Regions from separate parts of the Mus musculus genome. Here region 2 is linked to region 1. The links are chromatin loops, found by intact Hi-C in ENCODE. Cell type or tissue: heart. All regions are shown on one strand. Links, peaks and the distances in the headings refer to the core of each region. The heading gives the core; the rest is flanking DNA.

Region 1 (2,903 bases), core at 286-2,785:
CAAACTGTAAGAAGTTAAATCCAGGGCTGGTGAGATGGCTCAGTGGTTAAGAGCACTGTCTGTTCTTCGAAGGTCCTGAGTTCAAATCCCAGCAACCACATGGTGGCTCACAACCATCTGTAACGAGATATGACTCCCTCTTCTGGTGTGTCTGAAGACAGCTACAGTGTACTTACATATAATAAATAAATAAATCTTTAAAAAAAAAAAAAGAAGTTAAATCTGCCTTACTTTCCTGAGCCTTGTCTTTCTGTAGTTATTGGGTTTGATAGCATGGAGGTGGTCAACGCCCTTGAAGACATGACAAGGCTCTGGAATACAGAGATGAGAGAGGTTCTACTGAGGCAGGACAGAGGGATTAGGGGCTGAAGTAAGAGGAACTAGCACTCAGGGGAACTAAAAGTTTGACTTCGAGTGAAAGCAAAATATTATCTTTATTTTCATGTATGAATATTTTGGCTGCACATATGTTTGTGCATCACATACATGTCTGGCTTAGTCCAAAAGAGGACATTTGACCCTCGGGGAACTAGAGTTACAGACAGTTATGAGCCACCATGTGGGTGCTGAGAACTGAATACCCGTCTTCTGCAACATCACTAAGTGCTCTTAACCCTGGATTCATCTCTCTAGCCACAAGAGACTTAACGTTTACCTCCACCCCACCCTTCTTGTTCTTGCCTCTCCTTCCTGACAGACTGCTTTTGGGAAGTAAGGCTGGTTTGTTGGGTTGAAAAATGATTGGGCTGGGAAAGGTGGAGGTTCTGGTTGTGCAAGAGTGTTCAGTCTAAGCCACTAGCTGTCTTGGTGTGCCTTGGGCTAGGGGGAGGCTGTTTCCTGTGACTGAGAGGCCCTGGGGCAGAACTTGAGCTGGAACATCAGTTCTAAATGGACAAAAGTGTCAGCAGACATCTTGCCCTGGTAAGCCAGGGCTGGGCTGTGTCAAACCCTTTATTTCTAACTTGAGAAAGGCTTCAGGTTTCTGGGGTTTTTGTTTTTTGATTTTTTTTTTTCTTGACAACTGCAAATGTGCCACGTGGACACCACAGTAGCCAGACTCAACAAGAAAAACAATCCCCGGGGGAAATCTTACTCACTTCAGTCACAGGACTGCGGCGAGTGACTCAAAGTTTATCTGTCATATGACTATACATGTCTCTACCTATGGGCTTCCTATCTAAATATATGCATTCGTCTGTGTCCCTGTGGGGGCCTCTCTGTGTTGTATGCTGGCAGAGAGAAGAGGGGACAGTCTGTACTTCAGGTTGTGGATTTATGAGCACCATCCCGTGTTGCGTGCCTGTATGGATCTGCATGTCTCTGAATTCTGTCTGCGAATCCCCCATGTGCTGGTTTCTGTATTTTTACACTTGTGCGGAATTGCCCCTCATTTCCATGACTTTCTCCAGTTAACGTTTCCCTTCATTTTAGATGCTCTGCTCAGGCTCAACTCCTGTCAGGATTAAGGTACCACCTTAGTCTCAGATTCCAATGTTTTAGAGTGACTACATGTCAGTTCTTTCAAACCCTGACTCTCATCGTCTTCCACCTCACTGAGACTTCTACCAAGTTACAGCCCAACAGGTCCCTGCTGGGCTCCCTTAATGTCTCAACTGCCTAAAACCTGTAGCCACTGCTGGGATTCCTCGAGGTAATGCAAGCTGCTTTTTCTTCCTTATTTACAGCAACTCCCTTTACCAAGCCACAACATCCTGCCCATCCCCCAGCTGCTGCTCTGGACCACCTCACAGATAGAGCCTTGAGGTTAAAGGGTGTGAACTTCCTCCATTTCCTGCCCTTCCCACCTCTAAATCTGCTTGGAGCCGCTGCACCCTTGCTATTCCGTTTTTTTTTGTCTTTCTTCACATCCAAGGCTAGATTCTAGACTGTGGTGCCATCTCTTCAGTCTCTACTGTCATGTGTCATTTAATAACCACTAAAGAAAATCTAGTCAGGTTGCTTTAAGTCATCGTCTGTCCCTGAGCCATACAGTGGGAAAAGAAATATCTGGTGAAATGTGGTTTCCATGAAAGGGTTAATTGTGATGAGGCAGAATTTAAAATGGAGGGGTATTTAAGGAGGACACTGACAAGGGAAAGATGCCCTTTACCCTACGGCCTTGTGTGGGCTCCTCGGTAGAAAGCCGGTAGAAAGCCGAGAACTTCAATTCAAGAGACAGTCAGGAGAGCTCGACTTCATGGAGACAATGCTCATTTTCTTGATGTATCTAAAAGTCTAAGAACAACAAATGAACTGTTTGCTTAGGGCCAGGTACCTGGGGCCTGTGGGTTTACAGATGATATTCTTCTGGTATCCCTAAGCCAGAACAATGCAGAAGTCAACTTACAATTCCCTCTGCAAAGGGAAGTCTTCAGGATAAGAAAAACAATCGAACCAGCTCTTTCTTTTCCTTTCTTTTCTTTTCTTTTCTTTTTTTTTTTTTTTTTTTTTTTTGTTTTAAAAGACTTCTTGGGGCTGGTGAGATGGCTCAGTGGGTAAGAGCACCCGACTGCTCTTCCGAAGGTCCGAAGTTCAAATCCCAGCAACCACATGGTGGCTCACAACCATCTGTAATGAGATCTGACTCCCTCTTCTGGAGTGTCTGAAGACAGCTCAGTGTACTTATAGACAATAAAAAAATAAATTAAAAAAAAAGATTTCTTTATGCTGGACATAATGGTGCATGCCTTTAATTCCAGCACGTGTGAGTGAGCCAGAGGCAGTCAGATTTCTTTGAGTTAAAGGCCAACATGGTCTACGTAGTGAGTTCCAAGACAGCCACAACTACATAGTGAGATCCTGTGTCAAAACAAAACAAAACCCAAACAAACAAGCAAACAAAAAGATTTATTTACTTTTATTTTCCACGTATGAGTGTTTTGGCTGCATGTATGTCTGTGCAC
Region 2 (2,903 bases), core at 404-2,903, 72 kb before region 1:
TAGCCCTGGCTGTCCTGGAACTCACTCTGTAGAACAGGCTGGCCTCGAACTCAGAAATGCACCTGCCTCCCAAGTGGTTTTTTTTTTTTTAAATACTTTCTATGATTGCAACCAAATGTCACTCAGCCTGCTTTCTCATCGATGAATCGGAGACAGTTAACAACCCCTATTACATGGCATATATTGGTTAACAACAAACTCTCCAAACATAGGAGTAGCTAGAATTAGCATTCCCCATCTTAAGGTTCTCATCACATTCAAGGATAAATGGGTCTGAGGCCTCGGGGTCAAGACTTCAAGTGCTTAAATCTTCCAGCTTCCACTTTCAGATCAACAAGGTTAGGTAAAGGAACGCGCAGTGACAAAGTTTTTAGGAGCCCTGAGTTCCACAGCTTATCAGCTGTGAGATTTTACAGGCCATTCATTCTTATTCACTCCAAGGCACTGAAATCTTTGTTTACTACATAGTCTGGGCTGGCTCCAAACTCTGGCTCTTCCTGTCTCCGCAACCAGAGTCTGGGATTACAGGTGTTCACGACCGCGCCTAGATTCCAGTATTCTGTTAAATGGGGACTGTGTTCCAGCGCTGTGTACAACGGGCTGTTCTGTACGCAGGCTTAGGAATTAATGCAGTTTTCTGCCAGTCTCATCCCAACAAGCATGTGTCATCTCCATGTGGCATGCACTAGAGGCCATGTTGCACCTAGAACCAAGTTGGGCAGGTTCCTGAGGTTTCCCAATCCTGCAAACACTTATGTGGGAGTAAGAGTAGAGCAAGATGGTCACTTCCCTAGCAGGACTCAATAAGCAGCTCCTCCACTTTAGCCCCCTCACAGGCAGGCGGACCCAGCTAGGGTAAGTGGATCTTTGGAACGCCCCAGAGAATCCGTCCGCTGGCCTCGCGGGACGTCGAAGCCGGTTTCCTAGACGACCTTTCTCCACTCCATTTTCTCACTATCCCAAGGCTACCGCCTGTCCTCTTGTCCTCACTAGCTGCTGTCCCAGGCCCATACCCGAGTCACTGGGTACGTCAGGAAGTGGTGAGCAGCTCGTTGAACAAGAAGCTGGTTTAGAGAGACTTAAGCTCCACGGTGAACGCTAGGAAGAAAAGCTGAGCGCCGCTGGGTATGGGATGCCCGCTCAACCCAAGGCTGCGGTGGGGCTGGCGGAGCGCCACGTTTAGTCCCCAAGTGTCGCGACGCCCTGCAACCCAACCTCCCGAGGGCCCGCCCCTTAGTGCCTGCCCCCCAAGCTCCGCCCTCCCTTAGCTGCCAGAAAAACCCGGCTGAAGGTTCCGCCCCTCAGTCCCCTCTCCGAGCCTTGTCCCTCATGCCCCGCCCCTCTCGAAAAAGACCCGCTTTGCGGCCCCACCCCTTAGACTCCGCCCCCCCAGGTTCCGCGAACAGCCTTCCGAAACCCGGTTGAGGCCCCGCCCTAGGTCGAGACCACGCCCCCTGCTCATCCGCGCTTGTGGTTCCCGCTGATCTCTCCAAAGTCCCGCGGCCAGGGGTGTCGGCTTTCCGCCGCAGGCGGCCGGTGCTGCGCTAGGTCCTAGCCCCCTCCCCCCGGCCCCTCCTTCGATCGCTGTGGTCGGGTAGCGCCTGGCGGGCGGCCTGCGGGCGGGCCGTCCTCTCAGCCGTAGCCCACCCCCTCTTAAAGCCGCGGCGGGAAGATGAGGTTTCGTGAGCAGTTCCTGGGCGGCAGCGCCGCGATGCCGGGCGCGACCCTGCAGCGGGCCTGCCGCCTGCTCGTGGCCGTCTGCGCGCTGCACCTCGGCGTCACCCTCGTCTATTACCTCTCTGGCCGCGATCTGAGCCGCCTGCCCCAGTTGGTCGGAGTCTCCTCTACACTGCAGGGCGGCACGAACGGCGCCGCAGCCAGCAAGCAGCCCCCAGGAGAGCAGCGGCCGCGGGGTGCGCGGCCGCCGCCTCCTTTAGGCGTCTCCCCGAAGCCTCGCCCGGGTCTCGACTCCAGCCCTGGTGCAGCTTCTGGCCCCGGCTTGAAGAGCAACTTGTCTTCGTTGCCAGTGCCCACCACCACTGGACTGTTGTCGCTGCCAGCTTGCCCTGAGGAGTCCCCGCTGCTCGGTAAGACCCAGGATCTGAGGACGTGGACTCCTCGGATTTCCTCAGTAGGGTTCCAGGGATATTATCCTAAGATCTCTTTCAGGACTGCCAGCCACCAGGTTTTGATCAGAGTGCATAATCCCCAAGAAGGGCTTAATCCTCTTTGGGATGACCCAAAGAGAGGTTGGCTGGTGTCTCAAGAGGCAGGGGCCCTGTTGGGAAACCCCCAGGCTCTTACCCCAGCACCAGACAAGGCCCTGGAGACACCCTTGTTCTGGCCCAGGACTCAGGAAGTTTGAAGTTGGGGTCAGTTTAGAGTAGACTGAAAAGGCTGCTCTGCAACCTTCCCTACCTATAGTAGCAACACCGGCAACCTTCAACCTTCTGAGGACAAGACCGACAGTGAGAAAACCACCTCCCCTCCCCACCACCCTCCACTCCGCCTTAGAACAAGCCACTTAACTTTCTCTTTAAGGTTTCTTTCTGGTAAATGGAGATAATAAACCACACGTATTTTGGAGTTGTTTTGAAGAAGTAAATGAAACATTGTAACTAAGAGTTTAAAGAATGAGGATGAACTCTTAGAAAGTTGCTACAATTGTGGGATTTCCTCCTGTTTGTAGGTGCTGAACCAAGGGGCCTTCTGTCTCCCACCCCAAGTTCCTCCTCCTGATGCTTCCTCTTAACCAAACTGAGCAGGGCCCTCTCCAGGGGCAGAGGGCCTGTGTACTCAGGGGACTGACTGGAGGGCTAAAATTAACCCGGTCAATGGGGCTGCACTTTCCTGGAAATACTTGCCCAGCTGATACCAGGCAGGGGGGCAAGTATATGAGTTTG

Evidence for each region. Peaks named below come from ENCODE experiments on the same cell type or tissue, not always from the same donor. Only the 100,000 strongest peaks of a DNase experiment are listed, where the experiment ranks them.
Region 2: it touches region 1 in a loop (2.9-fold over the local background); 14 of 42 quality-filtered maps call a loop at or near these places.

The regions. Positions count from the first base shown.
Region 1 is chr4:40,780,198-40,783,100 of GRCm38, reverse strand. No RefSeq gene overlaps it. Among named protein-coding and RNA genes, the nearest start is that of Gm34213, 8.7 kb to the right of the region's middle. In heart, for the core only: no CTCF peak of the experiment used is centred there; a DNase peak (open chromatin) is centred at 1,720; H3K27ac peaks cover 1,645 bases.
Region 2 is chr4:40,852,575-40,855,477 of GRCm38, reverse strand. B4galt1 (UDP-Gal:betaGlcNAc beta 1,4- galactosyltransferase, polypeptide 1) reads left to right here and starts at 1,494. Exons shown (of 6, transcript NM_022305.5): 1 at 1,494-2,087. The coding sequence starts at 1,673. In heart, for the core only: no CTCF peak of the experiment used is centred there; DNase peaks (open chromatin) are centred at 1,367, 1,997 and 2,847; H3K4me3 peaks cover 2,469 bases; H3K27ac peaks cover 2,500 bases.